Regions from separate parts of the Mus musculus genome. Here region 1 is linked to region 2. A link is a loop called in an ENCODE intact Hi-C map of the cell type or tissue named here. Cell type or tissue: left cerebral cortex. All regions are shown on one strand. Each heading gives the region's core, and the rest is flanking DNA. Links, peaks and the distances in the headings are about the cores only. Region 1 holds the start of Gm13067 (a long non-coding RNA gene). Region 2 has its middle 51 kb from the start of Gm42354.

What was found. A loop is a pair of places that touch in the nucleus more often than their neighbours do. Peaks named below come from ENCODE experiments on the same cell type or tissue, not always from the same donor. Only the 100,000 strongest peaks of a DNase experiment are listed, where the experiment ranks them.
Region 1: a loop joins it to region 2, with 11 times the contacts of the local background. A loop is called at or near these places in 2 of 42 quality-filtered maps.

The regions. Positions count from the first base shown.
Region 1 is chr4:150,026,463-150,036,740 of GRCm38, reverse strand. It overlaps Gm13067 (a long non-coding RNA gene), which reads right to left and starts at 7,336. Exons shown (of 7, transcript XR_390962.2): 1 at 7,109-7,336; 2 at 6,843-6,900; 3 at 6,241-6,334; 4 at 1,433-4,670. In left cerebral cortex, for the core only: CTCF peaks have their summits at 1,184 (motif pointing left), 3,292 (motif pointing right) and 5,217; DNase peaks (open chromatin) are centred at 6,156, 6,591, 7,122, 7,489 and 3 more places; H3K4me3 peaks cover 2,845 bases; H3K27ac peaks cover 2,446 bases.
Region 2 is chr4:149,836,635-149,846,912 of GRCm38, reverse strand. No RefSeq gene overlaps it. Among named protein-coding and RNA genes, the nearest start is that of Gm42354, 51 kb to the right of the region's middle. In left cerebral cortex, for the core only: CTCF peaks have their summits at 4,818 (motif pointing right), 6,024 and 8,053 (motif pointing left); DNase peaks (open chromatin) are centred at 4,824, 5,807, 7,431 and 8,065; H3K27ac peaks cover 1,498 bases.

The DNA of each region.
Region 1 (10,278 bases), core at 898-8,897, 190 kb before region 2:
TAATGATTTTGCATCGTTAGTGAGTCAAACAGGGCCAGGGAGCTGGCCTAAGTGCTTGCCACCAAACCTGACTACTTGAGTTTAATCCCCAGAACCCACTGGATAGAAGACCAGAACTGACTCCTGCCTTTTATCTTCTGATTTCTGTGCTTGTGTATCCCCAAGACACTCAAAGAATGAATGAAAATAAGGTTTAAAGCAAGTCAAAATAAAAAGAAAAAAAAAACTTTTGTTTGCTTATTGGTCCCATTGAAGGTGGCTCTGGCTAAGTTTCTTGGTTGCTTCTCGGTAACCCTGTCAAGGTCACCTAGATCTCAGCAGGGGTCTGGCAGCTCTACCGATCTGCAGTACACTCAGGCTGGTAGAATACAGACTTCCACTTTGACCTAAAGCGGAAGTGACCAAGACAGGACCATCCAACACAGACATTAGAGTCTCTAAAGAGTGTTTTATCACAGAGAAGCAAGACAATCTGATTTAAGCAAATGGGCCGATTTCTAGAGGAGTGCAGTAGTTCACCTCTGTACAGCTGAAGGTCATCAAGGCGCGTTGATGACAAGAAACCATTTGAGAAGAAACAGGGACCTCTCTGGATACAAAAGTGAACTGAGATGCCTAACAGATACTGCCACAGATGGAAATATCTTTCAATTCTTGAGGGAGAGGTTGACAGGATAAGAATGACACCAAAGCTGTGGCTGGTTGCTGTCCACGTCTGTGCTTGTCTTTTGGTGATATTCAGCAAGCATGGGTTGGACAGAGCCCCTTGAAAAAAGGGGTTTGTGAGGGGGGAAGAAAATCAGCAGAGGCCGAGTTCAGGACCTACTTTGGCCACCCTATAGAATGATAGACCTTCCTTGGGAATATTTCTGGTAATCGCTGGTGCATAAATGACATGTCATATCGGCTCTAAGAAATGAGAACCGCGGTGAAATTCCCACAAATACACCACACTGCACTGCAAAAATAAGATGAGGGTGGATTCAGGAGGTGACACCGGTACCAAACCGCCCCAGACATTCCTAAGCAAACTTATTAGTTGAAAGAAAAAAATTGAAAAACTATTGCTTGCCTCAATTCACCGGACCATGGAAAACTGAAAAGCCCTTTCTTGGAAACAGGCTTGCCAGACTGAGCGCCGGCTCCATTTCCTTACCGTGTCCTTGGGAGCCACCTGCTGGACAATGTCTGAATTACAGCGCCAATAACCAGACAGCGAGCCGCCAGACCCAAGTGGCCCTGATTTTCCAGAATTGCAGAGGAGGAACTATAAAAGCAGCAGAATGGCTTCTCCCCTTGGCAAGTTGCCCAGTGACAGTTGTAAACCAGGGGTGCTGCAGAGGCGCTCAAAGGGAGTGAAGCAGAATTGTCTCGTATTCACCTGGCTTTGCTCATGGTCCCTGTGTCCCCTCCAGATCCCCAGTTTCTTTACCTTGTCCTATAGCACCATCGGGGCACCTGGTGGGTCCAGCGCTGATGATCTCATCATTACTCCATATGGCAGGCTGAAACCTGTCCTAGGGGATCCCAGGTCAGCCCTGAGCCTTCCATGTCCTTGGGAAAGTCAGCTCTCCTCCGGATCTCACTTTCTTCAGCTCCAAGCACAGCTCAGGGGTTGGATGGATAATTTCCAGTTCTGGCTTAGTCTAGAGTGTCTGCGAAGTCACTGTGCTTTGGGCTTCAGGGTTAAAGTTTAAGTGTGTAAAAGGAATGACAAAGCTTGATCCTTTGTCAGATCTGCAGAAGACAGACAGTGGGGCTGCTGCTTACCACAGACACGATGGAGTGCTGCAGGCCCGGGATCCCATGAGCAACTTAGTATCTTTCCCTGTGACCCCTGCCTTTGCCTGACTTCCAGAGTCTGGGCGCTGCCTCTTCACAGGGTAACCTCAATCAGCATGCAATTGCCAGATGGAGGCCAAACTCTGGTAGCTGTCAACTCTCCCTTGTACCCGAGTCCCTGGAGTGACCACTTGGTTCTGCCTGAAGGGTGAAGCACTTCTGGAGAGCCACCTCACCCTGCGTCCTTGGCAGGGAGACACAGCCGCAATGCTGTCCTGTCCTGGGCTGAACAAGAGAGTTCCCGGTGTCAGTTCTGGGACAGCCACAGGCCTAAACAGTTCCTAAAACTGATTACATCAGCACAGAAACACCAGGGTCTGCTGGCCCCGTTACTCTGGCTATCTCAGTATCTTCTCGCCAACTTCCCTCCTCCCTCTTCCCAGCACAATGCAGGCCTCAAGGGCGACCTGTGAGGAGAAGACCCTCAACCCAAAGCAGGAAAATGCGGGCATGGGGACAATATGTTTTCCAGCATGAAGTTCAGGGTCCGGAACAGTGAGCAGCCCCAGCCTCTGGAGTGTCTCACAACTGTGAGCAAGCCTACAACAGTCAGCTCGAGGGTGTGCAGCATGCTGTGACTTCCCACTTTGCCCGGGAGACCAGGAACGGGCTCCTGGGTGACAATTTCAAGCTATTGCCTGAATAAAGTCTTTCCCTACCAACAACGGGGGAGAGGATGCTTCCTGGACCCCCGAGGCTTCCCTCTCTGTTTCCAGGCCTTGCTTCCTGCCACGAAAACCCATTTCTTCACCCAAGAGGGCCACCAGCAGCTATGGACCCCACCCACATTCACTGGATTGCTTTCCCTCTGCAGAGGAAGCTGGACATCACATCCAACTTCAACCTTCTGCCAATGGACTACACGCTGCGGGGCGCACGAACCTCTCCCCACCACTTCCAAGCCGTTCTTGTCACAGACTGCCCCAGAAATGCCAAAGGAGAACATTCAAGAATAGGATCCCAGTAGGTCCCTGCCTCTCACCTATCAGATGCCTGAGTTGGAAACCCCATCCTTACCCCGAAACAAGAAGGCAGCCTTGTCTTCCAAGCTGCAGTCTCAGAGCGGAAGATCCAAAGCTGGTGCCCGGACACAGGTTCTCCGGTCTGGTCCCAAGCCCTCCTAACCCTTCTGAGGGTCTGTCTTGTTCTCCACTGGAGTTTCCTCAAAGCATGCCCCACACTTGGGTGTGCAGTCTCAGAGCAGCTGTGGAAATGGTCGGTCCGAGGATGCGCAACGCCACTGGAGTTAACAGCCACCAGGCGCAGAACTGCTCATTTATCATCCTCCAGTCGCCGGGGAGGGTTGCCTCCTGCCCCCAGCCCTCGACTCCAGTGAAGTATTGTCTTCCAGAAAAGGTGGTCTAAATAAAGCCAGGGACTCACTCGCTGCACCAATCAGCGCCGCCGTCCGGTCGGGTCTACCCGGCGCGGGCTACGCGCAGCCACCAGGAGGTGGCCGTCGGGACGCGGGTGCGGGCAGAGCACTGCGCCCGCCCTGAGCAGTGGTGCAGGGTCTCTGCATCGCCGCCGCTGCTGCAGCCCCGCAGCCGTCAGCACTGCTGACTTGGCCCAGGAGGGGAGGGCGGGGGTGGGGGGAGGAGGGCCTGCAGCAGTCTGGGCTCCAACTGCCCCTGCGCAAGGAGCCTGAGAGAATCTAGCTTCAAGGGCTTGGCTGGCCAAGGCTAGGGTAGAAGAGCTGGAGAAAAGGACCCTGAGTCAGCGCTGGTGCAGTTGAGGCGTCCCAGGAGCCAGTGCACAGGATGGATGGCTCCCTCTGCCCTGGGACCAGAGCATACAGGCTTCAGCATCTTACTGCACCCCCCTTCTGATTCAGGGAAACTGTGCTAGCCTCATTTCCCCTCATTAGCGTTGCTGTACTATAATTCACTACTCTGAGCACTCTGGATGATGGAGAGAGAGAGAGAGAGAGAGAGAGAGAGAGAGAGAGAGCTTTCTAGGTCTATGGTCTACTCAGAGTCATGTAAGTCTCCACCTAGAACTCGGGGTGAAGCACAAGGCCATGCACGAGATTTGAGGCATCCCCCAAGCCCGGCTGAATCTTGTAGGGGTCACTGGAAGATGTGGAGGTTACCACCACCTGCCCTGGATTTTCTGTCTGAGACACCTTGGAGACTCGAGCTCTCCCAACCCATCTGCCCTCTCAGCAGCGGCTCCCTGTCCTGCTACTGAGAGATAAAGGTGTCTAAGGATGCTAAGGTCCAGCAGTCCCCATCCCTGTTTCTCTCTGAAGCCGCTGTGCTAGCTTGCCATATCATCCCCTCAAACCAAGTTGGTGTGGTCACTTTGGCCCTGACAATGCCCGTCTAAGGCAAGAATCTCTTGCAGTGAGATGCTTAGGGAAGCTAGGTGTCTGGCCTATTGTTCATTTCACACTGGCAGTATGAACTATTACTTTGACAAGCCTTAGCAGTATGAGAATGCTGGGCACCTGCTTCCTCTCAGAACTTCCTGTACCATCTGATGTCCCTTTAGGTGGCCAGTGGACCCCTGATGGCATTTGCTCTGCAGCTGATACTTGCAGGCTTCTCCCTTGGCTAATTACCCATAGTACTGGTTTGTCATCCCTGCCTCGGGAGGGACAGACTGGAGAACCTTTTGCCTAGGCACACCTGCCTCATTCTTTTGTCCTCCCCCAGGTTGGGGAGGTCACAGAGATGTCCATCTCAGGGATGGGGGAGAATGGTCAGTCCAGAGCCAGATGACACGCCCTAGTAGCTTCTGGGCTTGTGGGGCAGAGCTGGGGCGAGCTAGAATCAGGCCTAGTGATGTCCAAGTCAGGTCCATCTTAGGCACCATGGGACAATGATCTAAAAAAAAAAAAAAAAAAAAAAAAGACAAAACTCATGTGTTGGGGATTCTAATGACATGTTCAGGTACACTGGGCTGGCTCAAAAACAATTGTACCCCAAAATTAAAGTTGTTGATTAATCAAAGACAGTTTTGGATATACAGGGAATGCATTTTGCAAAATGAGCTAAGGGCAGTCTGGTCAGCAGGGATAAAGAGGTGTGTGTGCAAAGCCCATAGGGGGTTTACGTTCAACCCCTGGTGCTTTTCCAGGTGAGGTAAGTATGCGGTCCAACACCCCATAAAATATTTATCTAGAGGTGCACATTTCCCTGAAGATCGTAGTGTGCTGTGTGAGCTGGGTGCCCGGCAGCAGCAGCCCCCTGGGGAGTGCAGACCCAGAACACCCCACAGGCACCCGTGGAGGTCACTTCCCTCTATCAGCTCAGCAGTTAACACGGATTGCTGTTTCAGAGGCTGCCCGGGGAATTTATATTTGAGAGGTTTGCTGCATAGCTTTTGAACTGAAGTTTTATGAGACCGAGGATTTTTTTTTTCTCTCTCTCCCTCTGGTCAAAAGAGGAATCACAAGGAACGGAGTCCTTCAGTGCCAGACAGATGTTCGGTGCCAGACAGATGTTACCGGTTGGCCCTTTGTGACATCACCCCCCAATGCAGACCTGGACCCAAGTACTGTGCGTCTGGGATGCCACGCCAGCAGTACTAGCCTGGAACTAAGCCAGCTGGCTCCACGGCATTGGGGTGGTGCTCTGACTGGGCACACAGAAGTCTGGGTAACAGAGACACAGCTCAGGTGCCTCAGGGTGCTTGGACCTTGCCCAGAAAGAATCCATAGCCAGAGTGCATTTCTACCCATTTTCTGTGCAGGTGACTCTATCTAGGGGAGCTCTTCAGGGGGGCCCCTCCCCCACTCCACAGCGCGGGCCAGTCAGCACTTTTTGCCAGCCAAAGGGGTTTCATCCTTTCTTTTACACAGAAACCTCTGTCCCAGGAAGAGCAAGTCATCTCGACTGAGTTCCCCTCCCGCGCTCCTCTCAGTAAATTCAGGGAAATTCAGCTGTACCCTGGGCATGGCCCGGGAACAAGGCCATGGAGCTGCCTCCGCATCCCCAGGGTGCAAGCCCTGCTGAAGATCGCCACAGCTCAGACCAGCCTTCTCCAGCTCCAGTGCACAGGGCTTAAAGAGCCAGCGAGCCACATGTGCAAGGCAGCAGATGACATGCACCCAGGCAGGACTGAGCCCAAACTCATCAGGAAGTCCGCAGGGTCTCCGCCCCCAGCGCGTGAGAAAGAAACTAACGGAGAAAGTGCGCCCCAATTGTGTTTCGGGTTCGCCTGGGGCCGAGAGCATCTCAGGTCAAGGTACCCAACGAGCTGACCCACCCGGGAGTGGGCACCCCTTTTCTCCCTCCACCCCACCTCCAGCCACCTCCTCCCACTGCAGCCACGGCGGAGGTTCTGCAGTCACTTGAAGGAGAAAGATTTCGCAGTACGGCACTGGCATTCTTAAAGCTGCAGTGTCCAAATTCTCCTTCAAACCCCAGCTGTCCCCGACATCAGCTTACTTACCCGGGTCCTATGCAGAGGGTGGGTGGGTAAGGAGACGAGGCCGTGGAGGGGAAGCTTGGAGAGGCCCTGCAGGTGGGGATCAGACTCCCAGACTCTGGCAAGGGTAAAGAGAGAGGAGACTGTACCGAGAGCCTCCGCAGTTAAACCAGGTTGCTGGGACTGCAGCGGAGACTGCAATGGAGTAGTTTTTTTTTTTTTTTTTTTTTTTTTTTTAATCATACACCCCCATCGTGATTTCCTCCACAAACTTAAATTTTCTACAGCTAATTAAAACACAAGATGCACACACGTGAAACCCACACGAGAAAGAACACCCCCCGCTTTTTCACCCCAAAGAATTTAAATAGCATTTTAAATTATTTTTAAATTGACTCCCGCGAGCAACTGACTCAGCTTTCGCTATGCTGCTAGGCTGGCAAGCCATGCAGGAAAGAGCCTGGGTAGATGGAGTTCATTGAAATCAGAGTTTCTGCAAAGTGCAGGGAGAGAGGACTCCAGCGCCTCAGGGGAGACAGCTTTTCTGAAAACCGAATGAGAGGTAACTACCTAGGCAGGAAACGTCACTAGCACCCAGCAACAGCACACCCATGCCCGAAAGTTACCTCTCTCTCCTGCTCAGCTGCTGAACGGTTGGGATGGCTGGCAAGTTGCAGACTGCTGCTGGAGAGGCAGGACCCAAAAATCAAAGTGTCAGCTGGGTGCAGGGAACAACGTGCTGCAGGCGGGGCTGGTCTCTCCCCATCCCCCCACCCACCCCCAGCATCCCTCCCCAGTTTAATTTAAATCCCTGATACTGCAGGATGCCCACTCCTGTAGGCACGTCTCCAGAGCCGTCTGGGGCTTTGTTCTGCCTTCTAGACTTGCTTACCTGGAGATGATGAAGAGGAGGGAGGGTGGAAGACTCTTTGGACTCCTGAAGCTTTGTGTTCAGAGCCAGAGGCAAAGGTGACAGTGACAGGTGGCCCTCGGTGCTTTCTCCCAGAGGGGAAAGAAGCCGGCTCCTCTCTGCCCACCAGACAGTCCGGGAAGCACCTGCTTTTGTATTGTCGCTAAAAAGAAAAAATATTTCAAACCGCGTGTGCACAAGAGATGTGGAGGGAGGGCACTAAGTGTCACTTTTACCCTGAGGTGTCTTTGGCTCCTGAAGTTTGTGCTCCTGCCTCCGTGTGAGTCAATATCATCTAAGATTGAGGCAAGGATTTAATTGAGAAAGTTCCAGGAGAAAATGCACTTTAAATGCAGATATGGTTAAATAGCTCATTCTGCTCTAATCCACAGGGGAATGCTCAGAACAGACACGCGGAGAGATGGCAGAGGGTGAGGGGGAAGAAGGTATTCTCAGGTTTTACATTTATTATAAACTCAAGAGTATGAGAAAGGACAGTGAAGGAGAAAGTGATTATGTGTGGATGTCTGCATACGTGCATGTGCACACATGCACACACATGCATACACTCGGGAAGGAAAAGTATAACTCCCCCCACCCCCTTTAAAAAGCCTGCTCAGTAGAAACAACTGCACCAACTCCGAGTCCTGTCCGCTTCAGTCCTGAGGGAAGAGACCAGGAGGGGCGCCTCTGCAGCCTGCAGTCTGCGTCCTGCCTGGGATACAGCCATGCTACTGCAGTGCACCATGGCCAACGGGCACCCTTGCCCACCTTCCTAGCTTGCACAGTTCGTACAGCGTGCACTCTGCTGGCGGACACAGCCCAGGACCACCCACGGCCAGACGATACACCCTCCTCTTCCTCTGCTTCCCTTCCTTGTCTGAGAGGAAGGGAGCTGCAGAGACCCCTGAGATGTCATAGCAGAAGAGACCCCAGAAAGTATATAGCCAAATCTTTCCCCTAGGTGGGTGGGAAACCCAAGACTTGCCAGGGCTCCCTCAAGGTCACTTGGGGTCCTTGGTCCTGTAAGGTTCTTGCTGCTCCCATCATCAGACCCTGAGAGTGAGTGACCTGCCCTGGCTGTGACCTCAGATGACCTTGCATGCTTCCTTCTTATGTGTGCTACACAGATTACCCCAGGAAATGATATGATCAGGTACATGCAAATCCAAGCCAAGAACACAAACTCTCTGGAAGCAGAAGATTCAAGCATCCACCCTATGACTGAGGGGCAGACACATGCTGATCTAAAGCAGCGCTTCCTTAGTGTCCACCACGGGCGAAACCCACAACGTTGCCCACCTACATGGGATTCCTTAGGCTTCCCTAAGATTGACCTCAAACATGGAGGCATACATCACATACATCCTCCCATACCCAGGGGCCAAAGTCTAAATGGAGGGGTGGGCAGGAAAGCTTATCTTGGGAGTTGTGAGCAGACTGAGGTAGATCCAGCTTCTCTTCAACTCTGGGGCCCTCCTGCCTTATCTATATGAGGGTGATATTCTCCTTTCTGAGTCCCCACCCCTTTCCTTTTATAATAGAGGTTCAAGGCTACCTCAACCCAAGATTCCTTTGCTAGGTCTTTCATTTAAAAGTTATCATTTTTGCGTGTATGTGTGCATCCTTGCATGAGTTATGTATACCATATGCACGAGGAACTCCCAGAAGTCAGAAGAGGACATCGGATCCCCTGGATGTTGGGTTATAGGCAGTTGTGAGCCACCAACTAGGATCTCGGAACAGAACCCAGTTCTTCTACAAGATCATTAAGTGCTTCTAACCACTGAGCCATCTCTCCAGCCCCTCTCGGTCCTCATCTCAATTATAGCTGCGAAGACCATTTTTCCCAAGCCAGGAGACACTCACAGATCCCAGTTAGACCTCTCTTGGCCTGGCCAGAATGTATCTCTCTGCACCTTGCAATGATTTCTTTCCCCCTCAGAACAATGGCAGCGAAATGGAGCAGCCCTTCACCATTGTCACCAGGGTAGTGACAATGGTGACCCCACTGGTGAAACCACATGCTGGCCTCTCTTGTGCTTCTGGTATTGACTCCTACAACACAGGGCACATCTTGACACTAAAGGGAAACTAAGGCACAAAGAGGCTTGTGTCGCATAGGTATTAGCGGCAGGCTTGAGGCCATCTGGCTCTTACCCACACTTCTGCTTTACCATGTTCGAGCTGCCAGTGCTCCTGACTCAACTTTCTGGTGATAGTTTTCAGCCACCTCTGACGTGCGTCCTTCCTCGGGCATTTTGGACGTGTGCTCTGTGCTGGTCACAATCTCCTTTTCTGCCTCTTCTTCTTCCTCCTCCTCCTCCTCCTCCTTCTCTTCCTCCTCCCCACTTTTATTCCTCAAAAACAATTCCATCAACTTACACTTTGATAGGAAGACAAACTTGCCTAGGCCAGCAAGAGAGGAGGGATGTGCACACAGGGGTCCGAGGCAGCCATGGTCGAGCTCCCTGCAAGGGTGCTGGCAGGCACTGATGTCACCCTTTCTTTTATTTTCTGTAACATAGGGAGAAAACTAGGTTAAAGTCATGTGATGTTCTGGCTGGAGGTTGCTCTCAAACACACCTCCAGGGTCAAGGCGGCGTGTTTCCTGTTTAAGGATGAGGCAGACTCTCTCTATCCTGGAGCCTGGGGCTAGGGTCATTGGAAGCTAGGATGGCTACTGGATTTAGGAGATTCTCTTCAGCAAATCATTTAAAGTCCCCTGGCCTGTGGATTACCACGCGTCTGCATTGGGAGTGGAAAGAGCGACGTGGATCACGGCTTTCCCGTCACTAATACAAAAAGACCGTCACTAGAAAGGGGACCAAGATGGTAGTGCCAGCAGAAGATGAAGGTCTTCTCCTTCAGGATCTCTTAGGTCCTTTATGTTGACGGCCACACGTGGAGATCCTTCTGCTCCGAGGACGTGGGGGTGACAAAGCCAAATGCACGCACCCTTGATGAGACCCCTTCCACCATAACCCAGTGTTCACACCCCGCTCTGGACCACTATACATGCTCAGGCAGAACCATGCATGCCCAAGGAGCAGACAGGCCATCTTGCGCCTGCATCTTTGGGGTTCCCCATTGGCTCATTGTTTGTATTAAACAGATGCCATGTACGGAGAAGAAAGCAGTTCTGCCCACAG
Region 2 (10,278 bases), core at 1,446-9,445:
CCCACATGCCTTGCTTCCTTCTGCAACCTGCCCCTTTGGTATTGCCACACTGTACTCCTGGCCACCCCCTCAGGGGCTGCAGAACTGCCAGGAAACAGGGTTTATTTTAGTCGTCACCCCCACCCCCACCCCCTGCCACCCCTCAGGATAGCTCTACATGGGTGAAATGAGAGTGACTCAATGTCTTGAAAGCCACCCTCAAAGGTGAAGACATCTCACAGGCCAGAGTGCCCTCTCTGCCTGTCCCCCACAGAGACAAGGACAAATACAAAATCTCAAAAGGTTCAAAACATGCCTTGTAAGGACACACGTTGGGCTGGGGCCGAGGCTCAGTTGGTACCGTAGCTTGCCTAATGTTGCTTGAAGCCCAAGATGGAACCCCAGTCTCAAAGTGTAGAGGCAAAAGATCAGAAATTGACTTAGCAACACAGTAAGTTTGAGACAGCCTGGGATACATAAGACCTTATCTAAATAAATAGTCGTGGACAGATGGAAACAGAGGCCCGGCTTGTCTTTTTTCTTTTCTTTTTTTTCTTTTTTTTTTTTCCTTTTGGTAGGTTCTCTTTGTAGTCCTGGCTGGTAGACATCTGCTTTCTGAGTGCCGGGATGATTTACGGTGTGTGCCACCACGCCTGGCTCCATATTCCTTCCCATTCCTTTTTAAAAAGACCCCATTCTCCCAGTGACAACAGTAATCCCTCCATGAGGGTGGGGCACTCAGGACCTAACACTCTTAAAAGGCTTAAACACTCAGAACTCAGGAGGCTGAGGCAGGAGGATTGTGTGTTTTAAGTCATCTTGGGCTACATAGGAAGAACATGTCTCAAACAAAGAAACAAACTTAAGAGTATCTCACCCTAAGACACTTCTGCATCAAAGATCAAATTTCCAATGCATGATTTTGGGGGGATTTGCTCCAAACTCTAGCAAGCCCTGGGCAAAGTTTGTACCTTTGCTCTCTTCAATCTCATGGCTAAAGCCTCCTGCCTTTGGCAATGTACATGGCCCTGCTGAAGTTCATAAAGTAGCCCGGGTCCTCCAAGACTCTAACCCACAGACGTGCGCAGGGTTCTCCCAGCAGATCTGAACTAATTTTCGTTTGAAAAAGTCTTTTAAGAGTTTTGAGTGACCCCAAAGTAACCTCTTGATTTCTGTTTTGAAGGGAGAATATTTCCAGATCTGAGTGGCCGCAGGGCCAACACTAGACATCTTGGTTTTGTGACCTTAGCCCCACCCACTAAGCCTCTGCCCCGCCTGATTGCAGAAATGGACTTGAAGCAAAGACTTGTTGCAAAAGAAAAAAAAAAAAAGAGGTCTGAGATTTGAGATTTGCCCCATCAAGTCTTTTGAAACCAAACTGTCTACATTTTTAAGGGCTTGATGTCATAACATTCCCAAGTAAGACTACATTTTGAAAAAAACAGTGGTGTTTGTGTGTGTGTGCGCGCGCGCGCGCCTCTGTGTATGTGTTTGACTGTGTGTGAGTGTCTCTGTGTATATACGTGTCTATGTGTGTGTGAGTGTGTGTGTGTGTGTGTGTGTGTGTGTGTGTGTGTGTTGGAATGTGAGACGTTTAGCATAGACCTTAGGAAATCAACTCTTGAAATTCGAAATTTGAGATTCGTGGACAGAATGGGCCACGAGGCTGTGCTTGCCTCGGTGAGCTCATGTGATGTTGAGTCGGCCTGGGATTGTCTGGAAGTTAAATGTGAGCCTTCCGAAAAAGGCCAGTCCTCCCCGTGCCAGCTGTTGTTATTCTAAGTGCACTGTAAGCTGACATCTATTTAAAGTCTTCATACCTGGTTCGGGAACACTTCTTGTGTTCCGCTGAGTGCTCTGGACCTTGGACTTCTTTTCCAGCACCAGTTCTATGTCCAGGGTGCTTCCCTCTGCATGCTGACTGGAAAGGAAGACAGATGTGTGTGTGTGTGTGTGTGTGTGTGTGTGTGTGTGTGTGTGTACATATCAAGATCACAGTCATTTGTCTATTGCTGAAACTGGTCACAGGTAGAGACTAGATGACCCTACAAAGGGTGCTGGGGCTTGCTTGGGACAGAGGGGCCAGAAGACTGGATGAAGAAAATTGCTATTGTCACACTAGAGAGAAAACTATCTACTTTACCCCCTCACCCAGTACTTTGGATCCAGCATGCCTATATTAATAAACCCACATGTATAAACCTCAGAGGCCTTTGGAGAATCAGGTCTTGAGAAAGGAAGGAAACCCCAAAATGCTTCTACAAATAAAGGCTTTCACCATCAAACCTGGAGACCCAAGTTCAATTCCCCGAATCCACCTGGTAGGAGAGAACTGAATCCCATAAGTTGTCCTCTGACCTCTACACACACCACCAGCACCAGCACCAGCACCACCACCACAACCACTAAATAAGTATACTAAAAGAAGAGGAGGAGGAGGAGGAGGAGGAGGAGGAGGAGGAGGAGGAGGACAAGGAGGACACAGGAAGGAAACTTTCAGAGATCAGTTAGCCGCTGCCGGCAGGTGTTGTATACATGGTGCCACTGGCTTATAATCCAAGCACCCAAAAAGTGGAAGCAGGAGGCTCATCCTGGGTGGCTACAGAAGAAGAGAAGGGGAGGAAGAAAAGAAGAGAGAGGAAGAGAGACATGACAGAGAAAAGGAGTCTAAAGCCTGAACTAGAGTCAGAGCAGGGAAGCACTGAAGGACTCTGGCTTAACATCCCAAGATCCCTCATTCCTCTAGCAATCTCTCCCAACCTCAGAGCCTCCCCTCCCCTCCCCTCCCCTCCCCTCCCCTCCCCTCCCCTCCCCTCCCCTCCCCTCTGTCTACCCTCTCACCCTAGGCGACTGGAAAGAACAACTCTGACTCTGAATGGCACAGTAGAGCCAGGTGCCTGGACTGGCAGCGGATCTCAGACCAGAGCAAGGCCATGACTGTGGGGTTTGTGCCGGGCTCTTCGCGGTGGTCTTGCAGAGACGGGGCCCTTGGACTGAGGGGAGCAGAGACATTCCAGAGATTTTTCACGTGCAAACAGATATTTCCTTTGTGAGTTTCTAGACTAAATAACACTCCCTGTGTCTAAGGATCGGTGTGCTCTGCTGACCTGGGCCGGTTCTCTGCCGGTGGGAGGAAAGGGGAGCCCTCCTCCTCTGCCCACAGATTTGGAGCCAGAGATGGGGAAGAAGTAAAAAAAAACAAAACAAAAAACAAAAAACAAAAAACAAAAAACAAAAAACGGTGTCCTTATAAGAAAATACCTTCTGCTGCCACATATCTCCTTCAAACACTGAGGAAGTTTGTTGGCAGACCTTGGAGACAAAATGGCAAAGACTTTTCTAAGAAAATGTACCCAGCCCTCTTTACACATCTATATAGGAACACACTTAGCCAAGTTTACTTTCTGAGGGCGAGGGGTCTCATGTATCCCAGGCTGACCTCTAATTTGATATATAGCTGAAGGTGACCCTGAACTTCTGAATCTCCTTCCTCTCTGTCTTGAGTGCTGGGGTTACAGGCATGTACCACCCCACTGCACTGGGTGGAAGTGGTGCTGGGGGTGGAGCCTAGTGGTGCTGGGGGTGGAGCCTAGAGGTGTTGGGGTGGAGCCTAGGGCTTCATGCACCCTAGGGAAGGACCCCCTCAACTAGCCTTGCCATCTAGAGCAGTTTCAGGGTCACAGTCAAATGTGCAGACAGTAGGGAGTTGAGATTACCCACCCTGCACATGAGCTCCTGGGCCATAAACATCCTGAACCCACTGGGACATCCCGTGCCCATGAAACCACGTGACCGCACTGTTATTGCCCCAAGTGTGTATATCACATTAGGGTTCATTGTCAGAGTTTCACAATCCACAAGTATACTTCTGCTTCATTGTATCCTACAAGGGAGTTTCAGTGACCAATAAATTGTGTAAGCCGAGGCTGCATCCCAACCCCAGGCCACTCGGGATCTGTTTCCTGTTTCCACAGTTGTGTCTTTTCCAGAACGTTGGAATCAGAATTAGACAGACTTCTTCCACAGCGATGTGTGTCTCCTTTCTTCTCTTCTCTTCTCTTCTCTTCTCTTCTCTTCTCTTCTCTTCTCTTCTCTTCTCTTCTCTTCTCTTTTCTTTTTTCTTCTCTTCTCTTTTCTTTTCTTTTCTTTTCTTTACTTCCTCCTTCTCTTTTTGAGACAGAGACTCACTATGTAGCCTTGGCCAACCTAGACTTAGATCATATGGACCACAGGGACCCTGAAATCATAAAGATCTGCTCAACTCTGCCTCCCAAGTTCTGAGTTCAAAGGCATGCACCATCACACCTGGCTGCACACTCACACCTGACTTTCTCTTCATATTTCCATGGCTAAACCTCTGATTTTGCTATAGTAGTGACTAATTATCTAGATGTAGTGATTTTCTTTTCTTTTTTTTTTTTTTTTTTTTTTTTAGTTTGTTAACAAGGGAAAGCATCCCAAGAATAGCAGGGGGCTGGTGATCTTAAAGTAAGAAGAAGAAAAAAAAATCCAAGAACTTAGATTCTTAGTGAGTTTCACAATTTATGAATAAATTGTATTATAATAAAGGCTGTAATAGAATAAAAGCAAATCTGGCTTAAATAGAATAACTTCTAAATGGAATTTTTAATTTATTATATGTGTAAGTGTTTGCATATGTGTGTGGGTACACACAAGCCGCCGTGCACATGTGGAGGTCAGAAGACAACTTGCAGGGCTCAGTTTTCTTCTTCCAGCACATGAGTTCCGGAAACTGAACTAGGGTTGTCAGGCTGGACCTTTATCTGCTTGCTGAGCTATCGCCCTCTCAGGCTGCAGTAAGCAAACCATGGCACCAGAGGGCGCCTGACTCACGTAGTCCATAAGAACAGCAGAGCAGGGTATCTTAGCAGGCAGCTGAGGTACAGGTGAGCTCAGCTTACACTGGCAAGCTAAGCAAAGGGTGCCCTGAAGGAGGCCTCCCTCCCTCCTCTCTCCTCTTTATGTTATTTGTGTTCTTTCTTTGTTTGTTATTGTTAGGGGGACAATGTTATGACATGGGGTTCAGAGGGCAGCTTGAGGTCATTAGTTCATTGTTACACAGATCAAGCCCAGGTGCTCAGGCTTGCAAGGCAAGAGCGTCTACCCACTGAGCCATCTCCCCTCTCTCCTGCTCCTGGGGAAGAAACTGAAGCAGGAAGGAGTGGTACAAGTTTGAGACCCGCCTGGGCTACACAGAAAGTTCCAGATCCATGTCTTAGTTTACTGCTGTGAACAGACATCATGACCGAGGCAACCCGTATAAGGACATTTAATTGGGGCTGGCTTACAGGTTCAGAGGCTCAGTCCATTATCATCAAGGCAGGAGCATGGCAGCATCCAGGCAGGCATGGTACAGGAGGAGCTGAGAGCTCTCTATCTTCATCTGAAGGCTGCTAGCAGAAGACTGACTTCCAGGTTAGAATGAGGGTCTTATAGCCCACACCCACAATGACACACCTGCTCCAACAGGGCAGGAGGGCCTTGCTCAGACAAGGGTTAGTTCAAGGGCTAGCCTGGGTTATATAAGAACTCATCAAAAAAAAAAAAAATCAAGCCTAAATAAAGCCAATCCTATCATGAACAAAAGCTACTCCTTCCTGTTCACACTCCCCCCTATAAGAATCCAGCTGGAACCAGTGCCTTGGCTCCCACTGAGCCTCACTGTCTCCAACAGTGGGAGCTGACTGGACCGCACTAGACAGTGTGTTAAACACCACCAGGGCTGCTGAAGCTGTCTCTGCCAGATTCCTAGGAGGACTGCGGGGGTTTCCTAGCCCGTGGGAAGCAGGGCCAGCCTGTGCCTGGAGGCTGAGAGGGGGGAAGTTGGGCAATGCTTCTCCCTCCCACTGCCCGCACAGCCCAGGGCTCTAACTTCCCAAGTTCCCCAGGTCCCTGTGCCAAGGCTGGGGGGTATTTATAGTGCTGGCACATGCCGGGGGAGCCAGCAGAACAGCTGTTTTCTGATATGGGAAAAGGGAGCGATCTCTACTAGGAACTGTAGGAAAATGAGCCCAAAGAGGTCTGCCACTCAATGCTGCCCTCTCTGGGGAGGGGGCTTCAAATCCTGCAGCAACAGCATTTCCCACCCTCACGGCCCAGACAGTTGGTTCAGCTGGTGGCCCCGAATGCCAGGTGCTGAGTGGGCCCTGGGGCCAGGAGCATAAGGCCTTGTTCCTTACAGTGGCCAGGAGGAACAGTGTCGTGGAAACCATGAGTGAACATCCATCCAGTCCTAGGGAGCAAGAACCCAAGAGTCAACATAAGGGATGCAGCTATTCCTGGAGAGTGATGGCGGCGGGTATCAGGAGGGAGGGGGATAATGGGGCGACCCCAGGGCCAGCCAAAGTTTACCTGGCTTTTCAGGATTCATGTGAGAAGGTCAGATAGAATGGAGATTTGTGGGTCCACCCACAGACCTACCCATCCCCTCCTGGGGATCATAGAGGTTGGATACCTCTTCTGGTAGCATCATCTACATGCAAAGATGGTGCAGCTACGCCAGCTGCCTAGCAGAGAGTTGGAAACCACACAGGCTCACACACATGTACATACATACATACACTTACAAACACACACACACACACACACACACACACAGGACTAAAATGAGGATTAGAGCTGGAATAAGGGTCAGGGTTGAGGTAAAAGGTCAAGGGCCAAGTATGTAGATTCTCCCAAGATAGAGTTCTGGGGGGGGGGGGGGGAGTAAACTCTGTACTGCAGGTGATATCCAATCCAGAACCTTCCGCTCTGCAACACACACACTGACACTTCCCACACACCCAAACATGCACACACACACACACACACACACACACACACACACACACACACTGACACTTCCCACACACCCAAACATGCACACACACACACACACACTGACACTTCCCACACACCCAAACATGCACACACACACACACACACACATACACACACACACTGACACTTCCCACACACCCAAACATGCACACACACGCACATACACACATACACACACACACACACTGACACTTCCCACACACCCAAACATGCGCACACACACACACACACACACACTGACACTTTCCACACACCCAAACATGCACACACACACACTGACACTTCCCACACACCCAAACATGCACACACGCACACTGACACTTCCCACACACCCAAACATGCACACACACACACACACACACACTGACACTTCCCACACACCCAAACATGCACACACACACACGTATGTTATATATATTTAGTTCTCCCAAATGCTCTTCTGGGCATCCTTCACTCATGGGGTCCTGTAGACAGCATGATCTGTGACTGGAGGAATTCTTTCACCAGGCCACCCTCCTCTGTCTGGTACCAATGCGGAGTAAGCCCCATCTGTGTTGGCTTAAAGGCCTTAATTGCCGTCTCCTACTTAACAACTAACAGTGACCAAAAAAGAAAACTACCTCCTAAGAGAAGGTGCCCCACTGTCGGGATGGCAGCTTGCGTCAGTCTGATTGAGAGTGGTACCCAACAGCTTTCTGCCAGGGCCATGTCTTGAGAGGCTGTTTTTGTTTTTGTTTTTTTGGAGGAGGGGGTCTTTTATCTTGTTTTAATCTCTGGCAGGTTTGGGTGTTTGTTTTATGACAGTCTCATGTAACCCAGGCTGGCCTCAAACTTGCTATGTCTTAGGATAACCTTGAACTCGTGCGCCTCCTGAGTACAGCTGCCTGGATTTCAAGCATGCACCATCGTGCCTGACCCCCAGGGAGTCTCTTAATCATGCAGAGTCCCATGCTGTCCTCGAAGGGGCTGGGGCTGGTTTTTAGACCTAAATTGAAATGGAAATACAGGAGAGAGGTCAGTTCCTGTTATACTGATATTGAGGATGTTGCCAAACTCAAAAATTGCTCATTTTCCCAAAGAAAAGTCAGTTCCCCCTAAGGAGATCATTTGGCTCTCTGGTAGGAATGGTGAAGGCTAGGCTTTGGCGTTCTGAACTGTGAGACTCACCAGTGAAGGTGTGCCTGGACAGAGGTCAGGACAGTGATAAAGGAGGGTCGTGGCGCCCTCTGGTGAGAATAGGACCAAATGCACCCAGAGGGCATCCCACTGAGGGGACCTAGCCCCACCATGGGGAAGAACAAGATCCATAGTTCCTCCTGTGGCCACTCAGAGCTCACACCTTCCCTGATGGAGCCACTTAGACATGATATAGATTCCATCCAAGAAAAGAGGGAGGTGTCCATCTTAGAGAGAGAGAGAGATGAACACACTCTACAAGGGCTGAGGCCAAAGGAAAGTCAGGAGACTGAAGGCCTCTTGTTCCCAGGAGCCGCCCACAGTCGCAGGAAAAGAGTCCCTCCTCTGTCCTACCCAGACATTGCCACAGGGGCCATGGGTTTCCTACCAAGCTGTGTCTGCACAGACATCATGGATCATCGAAGTTGAACCCATATCTCTGTACTCCCATAACAAAAGCACACAGGTTGGATGGCTGAATGGTTGGTCCCCAGAAGATTGAGAGGTTCAGAGTATCTGAGAGAGAGCATGGCTTCTACACATCAACACAGGGCTTTCCCCGGCTGCAGAGGAAATGTGCACAAAAGGCCAAAAGAGAGATTTGATCCTTTCATGACCCAGTGGGATGTCTAGAGGAAGTTCCTGGGAGTTCTGTACACATCTGTACACACGCTGCTGGAATCTCTCCAGACTCAGGTTTGCACGCCTTTCCAAATCGACTTCCATCAATGACACACCTGTTAGCACATAGCCTTGGTATGGAGTGCTCTTGGTGGGAACTGAGAGCCATTAGAGATCTGCTATACACACCGTGCAGGTGATAGGTTTCGTGGCAAACCCCACTCCCCCGGATGAGCATCCCAAGATTTCTGGATGGGTCATCCCTGGTGGCTGGAAGGGTTAGGGAAGACAGTCCTCACTATGCCCTGATGTTCACACCTGGAGGAGGCCAGCACTTCCTCCTCAGAGAGAGTCTGAAGGACCATTAGACAACTCTCAGAAATCCATGGGATTCTGCCCTAGCATAGGCTCGCTAGAAAAAACCCACAGGGTGTGTTGGCTTTCAGTATTCATACACCCAATTTTGTACATTATTTTTCTTGAAGTTTAAAAATACTGGCCATCAGACTTGAAAAGGTCTGTGGTGGTTAAATGGGAACATTCCTCAGCTGGGATTTAGAATCGCCTTGGAAATAAACCTCTGGTAAGGACTGTAAGGGAGTCTGTGTTCATCATCGGCCTTCCCTAACACGATGACTGTAATCCTCAAACTGTGAGCCAAGATGGACCCTTCCTCCTTGCATGGCTTCATGCCAAGCATCTTGTCACATCAATGAGAGAAATAACTAATACCAAATCCTTCTATATTTACTGAGAACAAGAAACGGGGCTGTGGGGAAGAGCCTTGGGAGTCTTTGTGAACTATTCCTGGGGGGACACAAACAAACATCTACCCACTCAACCCTAGAGTGGTGTGGTGGTTTGAATAGGAATGGTGTGTTTGAGTGCTTGGTCCATAGGGAGTGGCACTATTAGGACTTGTGGCCTTGCTGGAGGAAGTGTGTCACTGTGGGAGTGGCCTTTGAGGTCTTGGAAGCTCAAGTCAGTTCTCTTCCGATTGTGTACAAATCAAGATAGAGAATCTCAGCTCCTTCTCCAGCACCATGTCTACTTGTGTGCCACCATGCTGCCTGCCATGACAATAATGGACTGAACCTCTGAACTGTGAGCCAGCCGCAGTGAAATGTTTTCCTTTATAAGAGTTGCCGTGGTCATGGTAGCTCTTCACAGCAACAAAACACCGAGTTTACAGGGCTTACTTACAGACCATGAGTGAAGGGATACATACGGGACTGTGGATGACCCACACATAACCACAACAGAAACTCTCACAGGTCACGGATGGTGACTTCCCACAGCTGCATAGCTGGTGCCTCCCCTCAGCAACCTTCCACCTTTGGTATATGCTAGCATCTCAGAGAATAAGCAGAAGCTGAGGCAGAATAACACACAACTGGGAATGGCTGGCATCTCAGTGACTCGGAAGGGAAAGCCGATGGGATCTACCTTAGTGAGGGTCTCTGGCAGGTCACCCAGCTACTCTGATTACGATGGGGATGGCTGTTCTGATTACAATAGAGATGTGCATTTGGTAGATACTACACTCTGACCTTTGAGTCCTCATCTTTCCCCACGATATGATGTGTGGTAGGTAACTGTCTCTTAAGACACTGGTGGGCTAAGCCTCAGGCTGACTGCAGCTCCTCTAGAGAACCCACCGAT